Linked DNA regions of Homo sapiens: region 2 is linked to region 1. The links are chromatin contacts, found by Hi-C or POLR2A ChIA-PET in ENCODE. All regions are on one chromosome and are shown on one strand. Each heading gives the region's core, a stretch centred on a gene start or an enhancer-like site at or near the end of the contact. The rest is flanking DNA. Distances are from core to core; before and after follow the strand shown.

Region 1 (6,242 bases), core at 2,440-4,939:
TGAAAATAAGCTAAAATGAGAGGAAGGACAAGATGAGAGCTACTCTCAATGAATTAAAGACTCAAAGATTTTACAGAGAATACAGAAGAAAGATGGGAGGATATATATTCATGGCCATAAATCAACTCAGCATGATATAGAGACATATTCTTCTAAGAAATAACCATAAACAGATAGTAGTGAAGAGAGTATTTCCAACTGCTTGTGCAATTCTCATTGTGTGGATATTAGTATAGGCAGGGACACTGTACATTCTGTCATTTTACTATATATAATTGAATTATCATGGATTGTAGTGCACTGAGCCTAGGAAGCATCCTCTTCTGAATGTACTCAGGAGATCTGAGCTGGAGAGGTTGACATCCTAGGCTTCAGAAAATTGCTGTCTTAAAATTCTTGAGGGGAAGGAAGAATAAAAAACAAAAAAAGGCAAAGGAGATTAAAAATAGAAAAGCATATTATACTAATAAAGTAATTAGAGGGGCTATTAGGCTTTTTAAGTGCTCTATATATCTTTTAATGTATGATATAAACTGATTTAATCTAGATGTAATCACTGGTATAGAATGTTAACTGTGAAACCATATAATGGAGTCCAATAATTTATTGGACTGGAAACATAACCTAAATTGGCTTATCAGTTGATTAGTGGAATCTAATTTTCTGAAGTACAAAGAGGAAGGACATATATGTGACAGTTTTGAGAAACCTGAACAAACATTAAGAATTTCTGAATAAAAAACTGCCCCCTAGGCTGCAAAAGTCTTTTGCACATCCTTAGGGAAATGATGTGAGATAAGAATGGTGCTATTGAGGGAGGTGGGAAGCCAAATGGTATTTCCCTAAAGCTCTGGGTTTTTTTGTTTTGTTTTTGAGACAGAGTCTCACTCTGTCACCCAGGCTAGAGTGCAGTGGTGCAATCTCAGCTCACTGCAATCTCTGCCTCCCTGGTTCAAGTGATCCTCGTGCCTCAGCCTCCCGAGTAGCTGGGATTACAAACGCGCATCACCATGCCCAGCTAATTTTTGTATTTTTTGTAGAGATGGAGTTGTGCGATGTTGGCCAGGCTGGTCTCAAACTTCTGACCTCAAGTGATCCGCCTGCCTGGGCCTCCCAAAGTGCTGGGATTACAGGCATTAGCCACTGTGCCTGGCCCCTGTTTGTATTAAGGCCACTTTTCTATTCTAGGATGCCAATGTCCTCTGTACTCTGGCCCTTTTTGCTCTTAACAGGCATGGATTTATCTCTCCCATTTCTCCTATGCAGTGTCTGTAGAGGGCATAAGAGGTGAGCTTTCATTAGATTCGAAGGTATGCTTCTATCAGACTATATTGGGCTCTAGCTGTAACATTTAGTTTTAATTGCAAGAAAAAGAAGCTTTATTAGCATCCATAGTCTTCCTTTTTGATGAAGGAAATGTACAGAGCAGAGAAGCAACTCTTTCCCTGACCCTTTGGGACATCTCAGTAGTTAAGCAAGTGCTCCCCTGTGGGCCATCATCCACTGAGTAATGGAACCCTAACCTCCTAGTTAAACCCCTGCTTAAAGGGTGAGTTGACCATTTACATGTAGCACATATGCTGGGAGAGAGAAAGTCAAGTTTGCTTTCTCCATTGTAAGTTTCTCATTTGGAAGTACCTCATTAGAGGTGAAAATTACAAGTGCAAGTGTACACATCTGATTTCACAGAAAGCAGCATATTAATGATGCCTCTGATTTTCACAATTAACACATGATCTAGTAAAGAGCTTTTAAAAATGTATATTTAGCTATCTGAAAATAAGGTGAAAAAAATCACAGGTATATATTTAACAAATGCTTTTATTGAAAAAAGAATAACTTTATATAAAATTAGGACCAATCTGGAATATCTTGAGCATATGATTAGTATAAAAATATAGGATAGATAAAATCCATTTTTTGTGTTAATGCACAGTATAACTATATATTAATGTCAATAATAATTTAAAGGGACTCATATATTAGCATTCTATATACATTACCTTATTGTCTTTATAGCAAATTTATGAAGTACATTCTTTTACTTCCATTTTGCAGATGCTAGAATAGAGATTCAAAGAGATTGAGTAATTCATCCAAAGTCATATATAGCTCTCTCAAATAAGGTTTTATCTTAAGTTAAAAAAAATTTCTTTATCCTCCATACACTATGGTATGTGGTTTCTCCTCTAAGTCTAAATTTCCTTTGGCTAATTTTGAGTACAGAATTGTAGAGATGTGGAAATTCTTGTCATATCCCCCTCACTGATTCCCACGCACCTGTGGCCACTGCTTTGTTCTGGAAGAAAGAGGATAAATTTTGTTAGATTCCATTAACAATGAATGGCAAGAAGAGAGATGAAGTAAGAGTGAGGCAAGAGAAAAGACCTCACTTCACAGAAGAAAGTTTTCTTAGGGGGAAAGAGATGGTCACTTGGGGTTGACCACCAATTCACAGTGCCTCAGTGGTTCACACCACCACTCTCGTGAAAGCCTGGGGCAGGCATCTGCTTGTTGACACCCCCCTTGTCTAATGTATGCTTTACAACTACTTGAATTCGAGCAGTGTTGCTGAACTCAAAAGCACCTGAATGAACAGTTGTGTTCTACTTCAAATTGATTATTGCTGAGACTGAGCTCTCTGATGTGAATCAAGAGGTATTTTTAGGCTTCCAGCCAAAATTGGTTGGAATGATAGAAATGATCATGGACTCAATAGCCTTCACCTGATTTTGAAATAATGGCCACAGGAAACAGAAACTGATATTTTATAAAAAGCAGTATTTTGGTATAGACAGTATCTTTGATTTCACAAAAATCCTGAAGAGTCCCACCTTTTAGCTCTGGACTCTCCAGTGAGAACTACTGGAGCAGAAGAAAATCTGTGCCCTCTTCCTAAGAGGCTAGGTAGTAGCTGTAAGCGTCAAGACTAGAATTTGGCAATTTCTATTCCTCAGAAAAACTTCTGGCCAAATCTATCAAACAGATGTATTTTGTGCAGCTGTTCCAGTGTTCACCTGCACAGTGACTGGGGATTTCAAGCTTTGGAGAAATCCTAAAATCAAGGACACAGTGGGCCTTCATTTTTTCAGGCAATGACTTTGTATAGAGGTTCCATCTTATGACATAGTGTAAGCTTTCCAGTTTGTTCAGTGCCTAGCCCTCCCTGGACATATTGAGTCTTTATTTGTTTATTATTTTTTGAGATAGAGTCTCAGTCACCGGAGATATTGAGTCTCTTTATTTATTTATTTATTTATTTATTATTTTTTGAGAAGGAGTCTCGCTCTGTTGCCCAGGCTAGAGCACAATGACGCAATCTCGGCTCACTGCAACCTCCGCTTCCCGGGTTCAAGCGACTCTCCCACCTCAGCCCTCCGAGTAGCTGGGATTAAAGGCACCCACCACCATGGCCAGCTAATTTTTGTATTTTTAGTAGAGATGGGGTTTTGCCATGTTGGCCAGGCTGGTCTCGAACTCCTGACCTCAAGCAATCTGCCCTCCTTGGCCTCCCAAAGTGCTGGGATTACAGGCGTGAGCCACCGCATGTGGCCCCCTCCATTTATTTTTATTATTATGCTTCCACTGAGGATTTCCTTCTCGTAGAGTGAAAACTGCCTGGCTCCTGTACAAATATGAGCTGGGGATGCCTGTAGGCATCTCACTCACAGCTACTCATAGTAGAATGTGAACCCTCATGTTACTAGTTACCATAGCAAAAGTAATCAGGAAATAAAAAGTCACTTATTGCTCTTTATTTTTTTTCTGATGACAAGTCACAAATTATGGTTTAAAAATATATTCCTTCTGTATTATTATTTTTCCCACATTTCAATAAAAAATACACTGGATACAAGCACACTAGAATCCCCATCTATCAACATCCTGCATATTTAAACTCTTCTGAGGTCTAAGAACACTTTTAAACAATTCAATACTAAGCAAAGCCATTAAGAAGGCAGAAATTAAAAATCTACTGATGAATGAAGGATTGCAGTAGCATTTGTTTGTTACTGACCATTAGATTGAAGTGGGTAGAATTCTTAAATAAACAAAACGAAACAGAAGCAAAATCCCAAAGCATTGCTTTCTTTTAGTCTTCTGAGCTGATGAAGGCCACAGATGCAGGCCACTCCTAGAGTAGAATTATATTTGGTTAATGAGCAGTGGTAAGTATAGCTGGAAGACAGATATAACTTTTTATTTATTTATGAGACAGAGTCTCATTCTGTCACCCAGGCTGGAGTGCAGTGGTGTGATCTCAGCTCACTGCAACCTCCGCCCCTGGGGTTCAAGCAATTCTTGTGCCTCAGCCTCCCAAGTAGCTGGCACTACAGGAGTGTGCCACCACGCCCAGCTAATTTTTGTATTTTTAATAGAGATGGGGTTTCGTCATGTTGGCCAGGCTGGTCTGGAATTCCTGATGTCAGGTCATCCTGGCCTCGGCCTCTCAAATTGCTGGGATTCCAGGCATAAGCCACCTCACCCATTCACTTTTTTTTTTTCCTGAAAACAGATTTTTCAGGATTCTTTATTGGCTGCTAAATAATTCTCATACGGATTAGATTTTATAGTGATCATATGAGTAATATCTTCACAAAACAATCCAATCACTCATTATTTATCAGCCGTCTGGTGGGACTGATTCAGTATGTACAGATCCATGATGTGAATAGGTTTCACCTTATGAAATGCAATGACTCATGTACTAATTTGGTATTTATGAAGAAATATTGGACCTGGTAACAGCTTTTAAAAAGCTGAGTATGACTGAGTCAATAAAAACAATTTTACACAATAATAAAACACCAGATATTGGTAAATGTTGATATTAATATATATTAGTATGATATTAGTAAACTTTTTTTTTGCATAGAAAAGTCCATTTATAAAAAGGCCCAATTTCCTCACTTCCACCCTGAGAGGTAGGTAGATAGATGAGGCAATTAAGTGTCAGAGTTTGTGACTTACTCAGTGCCACAGAACTAGAAAGCAGGAAATCTGGGAGCACAGCTTAGGAATTCTGCCTGATCTCGGGTTCTCTCCAGGATATCATGCTGCATAAGACTTAGGGTACAGTAAATCCTCTGAGCTGTAGGAAGAAAAAAGTGCAGCCCAAGATGTAACTATTATTGTTTTCCTGACAAGATGTAACCGTATTGTTTTTAGATGTGGAATATAATAAAAATACAAAGCATCATCATTATTTTTATCAGTATTAGGGAATGTGCAAATTGGGTTGGACAGAACATTTCAGTGTAATAGAAATTTTCTCTGTTTTTATGGGGAACGAGGGTGAGAGTCTCTCTGATAAAATGGAGAACAGCTGCTCATTTCTGGGAAATAACCACAGCCCACAATCAAGTCTGATAAGAACTCAGAAAAGAAGTGACTTATTTTGAGCAAAGGTGTCATGAGCTCACAAGGTAAAAGATGGGGCTACAAGCAGAAAGTGGGCAAGATGCCTGTATTTGAAACACAGTGGCCTCAGCTTTAAAATTCTGATAGATATATGTCAATATCAGGAAACGGAAAAAGAGCTGTTTACTGTAAGCAGAAAACCAACAGTTGAATTTTATGAGCAATAAAATTAAACACATTCATATTGCAAGTAAAGGAAATGATCAAAATAACCACCAAAGAACAGTGAAAATCTAAATCTAGCTTTTTCTTTCCTTCCGGTGATACGTTGACATTATTGAAACCTGGCACCAGTATTTTTTAAAACTCTAAGTCTCTTGGGTTGAGTAATAATCGTGGTGTGGCGGTGGGTCTTCCAAAGAGAGGTGCCATTGTGCAGGAGGGCAGGTCGGCATGCCAAGAAGAGAAATGAAGCCAGTGGGGTAGGATGTAAGCTACCAGAGAATTCTAGTAATGTAAATGTGAGCACTTCATGTTTCCAAGCCTCTAGTTCTAGTTCTATGTAAAACTGAAATAATTCAAAGCACCATTTTAAGGAATAGAGAGATAATTAGCAAAATGCCTCAAAAATAGTAAGGGTTAAATACATTGTAGCTATTATGTTTTTTCCATACATGCTTTCATAAGCTCTCTTCTGTTACTAGAGGCATGTGGTTTATATAAGGAAAAAAAAGTATATGACAAAACGCCATACAGAAGCAGCAGGATCTGAAAGTCTGGTAAGAAGTTAAGCAGTTAAATAATTTTCCCAGTGTTGCCTAGCTATTTGAACTGGACTAAAACCAAGCCTGTTTCATTCCGAAGTTCCTGCTTTTTCTATC
Region 2 (6,242 bases), core at 1,425-3,924, 110 kb before region 1:
AGATGTCCCTCTTAACTGTGTAACTCATTTATCTCACTGCCAGCTGAAATAGTATGAAACAACTCAATTCTGCCAGTTAGCAGAAGTCAATGACAAGACATTAACTCAATGCTTATAACCACCTGGGTAATAAAATTATATCAGCAGTAGTCTGCTTATGCTACTGTAAGAAAATGGAATGATGTATTGTGCTACAAATTAATTAGCATATATATATTAATGAAGATTAAACATGTGATATTTAATTTTGTGAATAATTTCTTGTATGAGGAAATTTTACAGATGGGCCTCATTATGTATGCAGGTATAGCAATGGACACAAATAACTTAGAGTTTTAATTCCTTAAAAGTGTGTGATTATCAAAGTGTACACGCCCACCTATTGCTCCTGGATATTTTCCTGTGCTCCTATACGGAGGACTTGCTTGAAAGATGGTTGTGTGTATGTTAGGGGGTGGCAGAAAGGATATATACACATACGACATAAACCTTGTATAGAGTAAAAACTTAGAATGAAGAATGTCTTAATTATCTATTGCTTTGTACCAAGTGGCCTCAAACCTTTGTGGCTTATAACAATGAACATTTATTATCTCACACAGACTCTGGGGATCCAGAATTCAGGAGTGGCTTGGCTGAGTGATTCTAGCTTGGCAGCTCTCATAGGGTTACAGTGGAGTTGTCAGCTGGGGTTCCAGTCATCTGAAGGCTTGACCGGAGCAAGAAGGTCTGCTACCAAGCTTGCTTAATTATGTGATGGGCAGTTGACGCTGGCTCTCAGTTTCTCATCATGTGGGCCATTCCACTGAGCTACTTGAGTGTCTTTTTTACATTGCAACAGGCTCTCCTAGAGTGAATGATATGAGAGAGTAAGGTAGAAGCAACAGTGAGTTTTATAAACTAACCTTGGAAGTCATACACTCTCATTTCTGCATATCATATTGGGTATGCAGGTTAGCTCTGATCAGTGTTGGGGAGAGTTATGTGAGTGTGTGTGTAACAGAATGTGACAATCATTAGAGGAAGTCACCTTAGAGATTGGCTACCACTGGTGGGGAGGGAAAGACATAGCATGTATATAATTTTAAAGAACTGCTGTATCTTAATTATAATTCAGGGTAATGAAAATATCAATCACTAAAAATAATTTGACTGATTTCTGCTAGGTGAAGTGTCACATGCTTTTTTATATTAATGTTTGTGCTTATAAGTCACTTGTTCATGCCAATAACTGTCAATCAGGTTATGTGGATAGAACTGTCATTTTATACTGGGAAAACTCTGGTGTCACACATCAAGATGGTGCCAGAGTTATAATTAGAGGAATGATATTTAGGGTTTCTGACTTTTAATCTTTGGTCATTGCATCCTACTAGCCCAGGAGTGCCCCCAAGAGATTATTTAAATGCTAATTGCTGAAATAGATCAATATATTATGGATTCATTTCCAGCCATTGCTCTATGAAATTGTAATTCAGGAAGATGTCAACTTATTGTATCTATTCTGCTGGTACATGTTATGTGCTCCTACATTTTAAGACCTTTGTGACACATTGTGATAATGAAACAATAAGATTTATTAGTAAAGACAGTGAGTAATTTACCTCTACATACATTTCACTATAAATATCAAGATATGGTAAAAGGAAATACATCCATCAATACCAGACCTGCTGAATTTTAGCTATGAATCTGTACTTTCAATATAGAAACCAGAAGTGGAGGTGTGAAGAGCTATTAGCACTATTAAGGTATATTAGGGGAGAGGGAGGGATTGATGGCCATGTTTTTTAAAAATTGTGGCTCAGGGTATTGTTCTTACATCTCTTTCAATGGAAATAGACTCCATTCTCATCACTAGGTGGGCTGCTAAAGTAAATGGCAAGAGCAACTTAAGACGTTTTGAAGAGGAGATGTTAAGGTCAGTTTAGAAGCTCACTTTCTTTGTTTAAGGCTAAGACATATTCATAAGATGCACTGTTTCTGATGAATGGCTAATTTGATTGAAGGGAGTGCAAGGATGCACCTGGTATCTCTTTGCTCCATAGGATTACATTTCCTGGATGTATTTTACTACCCAGTTCCGGGAAGCCAACTGTCTAGTATTGTCAGCTGCGTAACATTAGATATTTTTGTATTTAATTAGGCTAAGTGTCTGATTTACAACACCTGAACCAAGGCTTCAGCATGGTCATTCAACTCAAAGAGACCAACACCCAACATGAATAACTCTGTTACTGCCCTGCTGCTTGACACTCATGGTGCTTTAATAGACCCAATGACTATTATTAGAATAAAAATACTGTTCTACTTGCAAACCTCAATTACTGGAAAAAAATTTGAAGAATAATTTTCACATATGCTTGTTGTGGGAGCAAGGAACTCCTTTTTGACTGCTGTAGAATTTATTTCCTGGGCCTGGTATGCAGAGGGTGGAAGGTGGGAATTGTGAAGGTTATGCTGCATTTTTTTTTGTCTAGTCATATGCAAACTAGATCAAGAAATTAATGCTTTGCCCAGATTCTTGGAATGGTGAGTAGGGAAAAGTTTAATAAAACAAGTATTTACAAAGATGTGGTTAGAGTTTAGGGAAAATAATAGACCGTGGTGCAATGCCTCTGTGAGTGTAACAGTAGCGAGCTGTTGCTATCTCTGGGTGATTAGGGGCAGAGGAAGGGAGAAGTACTAGAGTCCAGGGTGGACTGTGTCATTTGACAGGAGCTGTAGCTTTCAACAGAGGGATGCAGCCAACCAGTAGTAACCTGACTGGGGGAAAAAAAAAAACAAAACAGGAAAATGAATGCCCTGACCTCACTGTCCTTTCACCTCTAACTGATTCTGTCCACACAGGCTCCAGGGCACAGAGCAATGTGTGGATCCAAAGGGACAAAAGGAAGATACCAAGGACAAAAGCATACTTAAAATTGGCAGGATTAATATCTAAATGTCTTTGTTTGCCTTATTTCACTGAAACTAAACATTGTGTGTTGATCTCTGGAGCTGGATTGTCTGGGTTTGAATTCTAGCTCCAACACTGACTTTGGGCTGGTGACTTACTCTCTCTGTCCCACAACTGTGAAAGAAGATGATTATGGGGCTAAGCTGACAGGGTTGGAGTAATGAATAAATGAACCTATGTGTATAAATACTTGAACTAATGCCTGGCCCATAGTAAGCATTATACCTCTTTACTGTTATTATTAAATCCCGTATCCTGTAGTTGTTTGCTCCTGTTTAAGACAAATAATGTACATTGAATTAAGTTGGATTTCTGTTCATAGTGACTATTTTTCAGTATTCCTTTGGTATTGGGCTATATCCTGGGATTAAATATCCAGTTTGCAGTAATAGAATTGAGATCCTCAGAGTCCTCACTTTCAGCAAAAAAAGAGATCTTTTGCTGAAAACCTTCCCCTGAATATCTTCATGACAACCAAGAAATCTGGTGAATTTCTTTTCTGGAAAAGTTGACTGACTGGATTGCCCCTTTGAGAATTAAATTTTTGGATGGAAAAATTTAGTCAACTGCTCCTGCTTTCTCCAATAAATGAATCCCTTCAGGAGCAGCATTTTAAATGTGTTTATTGCACATAATGGTAGAAAAAACAAAAATGAATCTTTGACTTAGAACAATGCCTTTTCATGGGATTTATTGTCTAATTAAGCAATTTCCAATAAAACAAGCATTTAAATTTTTTCAAGAACAAACATCCATAATAATATTAAAAAGTAGAATGAGAAAATCACACTATAGTTTAGAAGGCCTGCATTCACATCACTGGCTCTGTGGTTTTCAGACTTTGGTTTTAGCCATGGAACCCTTTGAACATCATATCCTTACACATATGAATTATATGAAAGAAGGAGCCTTCTGGCTCAAGCCCACCTGATGAGCCCTGTTTCCCACTGCTCTGAGTTAACTCCAATGGCCGGGGGCTAGGTTGCTGAGGAGGACAGTGTGAAGGCTACCTTATGAGTCTCTGAATTCCCTTACACCCTTGGGTGCAGGACTTAGTCACCCCCTTGTCTTTTGGAGTCCTTTTTCAAGTGCAGAGTTCTGGACTTCAAGACAGTCTTCTCTGAAAATATTTGTGTTAGTGTGAAAAAAAAGGCATTTAATGAGGGCTTTAAGAACAGAAGGAAACACCAGAGAGAATTTAAATAAGACGATCAGCATTTCGTTTTCATGACCCACCATGATTGCATTGGAAACTTGACAAGAAGTCTGTGACCAAGAGTTAGTGGGTTTCAGGAGTTCAGGCTCCCCACATCCCATGTTAAACAATTCATCTGAGTGAAAGTTGACGAATAGCCCTTCTTAGATGACCACACACAGTCTTCCAGGCAAGAGTTTCAGGAGGCCATTCAAAGAGTAATTTGGCATAACTAAATTAAACCTTGTTTTTGCTACTACTAAGATCTTTATATACATACAATATTTAAAACAATCTCAAGGCCAGGCATGGTGGCTCATGCCTGTAATCCCAGCACTTTGGGAGGCTGAGGCATGCAGATTTCCTGAGGTCAGGAGTTTAAGACCAGCCTGGCCAACGTGGTGAAATCCCATCTCTACTAAAAACACAAAAATTAGCCAGGCATGGTGGTGGGTGCCTGTAGTCCCAGCTACTCAGGAGGCTGAGGCAGAAGAATCACTTGAACTTGGGAGGCAAAGGTTGAGGTGAGCCAGGATCGCGCCACTGCATTCCAGCCTGGGTGACAGAGTGAGACTTCGTCTCAAAAAAAAAAAAAAAAAAAAAGAAATCATGGTGTGTGCAGGGGATGGCAGTGTATACCTCTCTTTCTCACTCTTACTATTAATTTATTGGAAGCTTGTTTTTGTCAGGCTCTAAGCTGAGTTCTCTACATCATCTTTTATAAAACTAATAATATTATTATTGTGATAAGAAAATTGAAGCTGACCTAAGTAGCTTCAGTAAGATCTTACCATTAGCATCCATTCATAGCCCATGCTCTTAACTACAGCGCTAAATGCATTATACAAACTTGACAAACTTCAGCTCTACAAATTATCACAAAAAATAATAACAGCAATATAAATTTGAAATGTCAAGGATCATAGTAAATTTATGGTAAACATTTATGGCAGAAAACAAAAGACAACACAGATTTTATTCAGGATTATATGTTTCTACACCTTTGGTTGGAAGTTTAGGGAGGAATTTGGTCATAGCAGTTCTCATTGTGATTGGTGAATGATGTAACAAAGGCATTGGCTTCTAAGTGGCTTTCAAAGAAAGGATAAATTAAAGTCGAGATGGACCTGAGGAAGACCACATGAGGGCTGATGGGGAAGAGGCATTTGAAGGTTTGCTTATTCTTTTCCTGTACCTTCATGAAGATGTCTGTTTCAGGCAATTAGGAATTTTCAGGAAGGTAGCATTATTCCACTTTTCCCACATTTGCATATGCTTGAGAGTTTCATATGGCTGATTTCTACTTACCACTCCATTCTCATATCAAACATTGCCTACTTGGAGATGGACATTTGGCAAGCACTTCCCCCTTTCTCCTCTCTAGCCAGCCCCTCTCAAGATGTTGGAATCTCATGACTATTTTTCTTTCTCCAAAACAGGAATCACTATCTGAAATTACCTGGTTGATTTTTTTAAATTGTCTGTTTCTACAAAATAGAATATAAAATCCACAAAGCAGGCATCTTGTTGCTGTGGCCTAAGTGCTTGTGCTCCCCTAGAATTCATATGTTTAAATCCTAATCCCCAATGTGATGGTATTAGGCGTTGGGGGCCTTTGGAAGGTAATTTAATCATGAAGGCAAAGCCCTCCTGGATCGGATTAGTGCCCTTTTATAAAAGAGACCCCCAGGCCAGGTGCAGTGGCTCATGCCTGTAATCCCAGCACTTGGGAGGCCGAGGCAAGTGGATCACCTGAGGTCAGGAGTTCTAGACTAGCCTGGCCAACATGGTGAAACCCTGTCTCTACCAAAAATACAAAAACTAGCTGGGAATGGTGGCAGGCGCCTGTAATCCCAGCTACTCAGGAGGCTGAGCCAGGAGAATCACTTGAACCCAGGAGGTGGAGGTTGCAGTGAGCCGAGACTGTGCCATCACACTCCAGCCTGGGGGACAAGAGGGAGAGTTCGTCTCAAAAAAAAAAAGAGAGAGACCCCAGAGAGCGGCCTTGCCCCTCCTACCATGTGAGGACACAGCCACAGTTTACCAGACACCAAATCTCCTGGCACTTTGATTATGTACTTCCCAGCT

What was found. A loop is a pair of places that touch in the nucleus more often than their neighbours do. ChIA-PET counts read pairs that join two places held with the same protein, here RNA polymerase II (POLR2A).
Region 2: a loop to region 1 is called in a map of PC-3, with 4 times the contacts of the local background. The contact joins two enhancer-like sites. A Hi-C loop is called at or near these places in 1 of 168 maps with a recorded cell type or tissue (PC-3). POLR2A ChIA-PET finds 5 or more read pairs at or near these places in 5 of 52 experiments (A549, BJ, PC-3 and 2 more).

What each region holds. Positions count from the first base shown.
Region 1 is chr4:142,406,523-142,412,764 of GRCh38, reverse strand. The region is part of intron 5 of INPP4B (inositol polyphosphate-4-phosphatase type II B); the gene reads left to right. Among named protein-coding and RNA genes, the nearest start is that of INPP4B, 440 kb to the left of the region's middle. Within about 2 kb of position 3,689, at least 2 of the 41 ENCODE cell types and tissues checked have a DNase peak (open chromatin) inside an H3K27ac peak, as active enhancers do; they include PC-3, where a contact is called at or near this core.
Region 2 is chr4:142,513,308-142,519,549 of GRCh38, reverse strand. All of the region lies in intron 2 of INPP4B (inositol polyphosphate-4-phosphatase type II B), which reads left to right. Among named protein-coding and RNA genes, the nearest start is that of INPP4B, 330 kb to the left of the region's middle. Within about 2 kb of position 2,674, at least 3 of the 41 ENCODE cell types and tissues checked have a DNase peak (open chromatin) inside an H3K27ac peak, as active enhancers do; they include PC-3, where a contact is called at or near this core.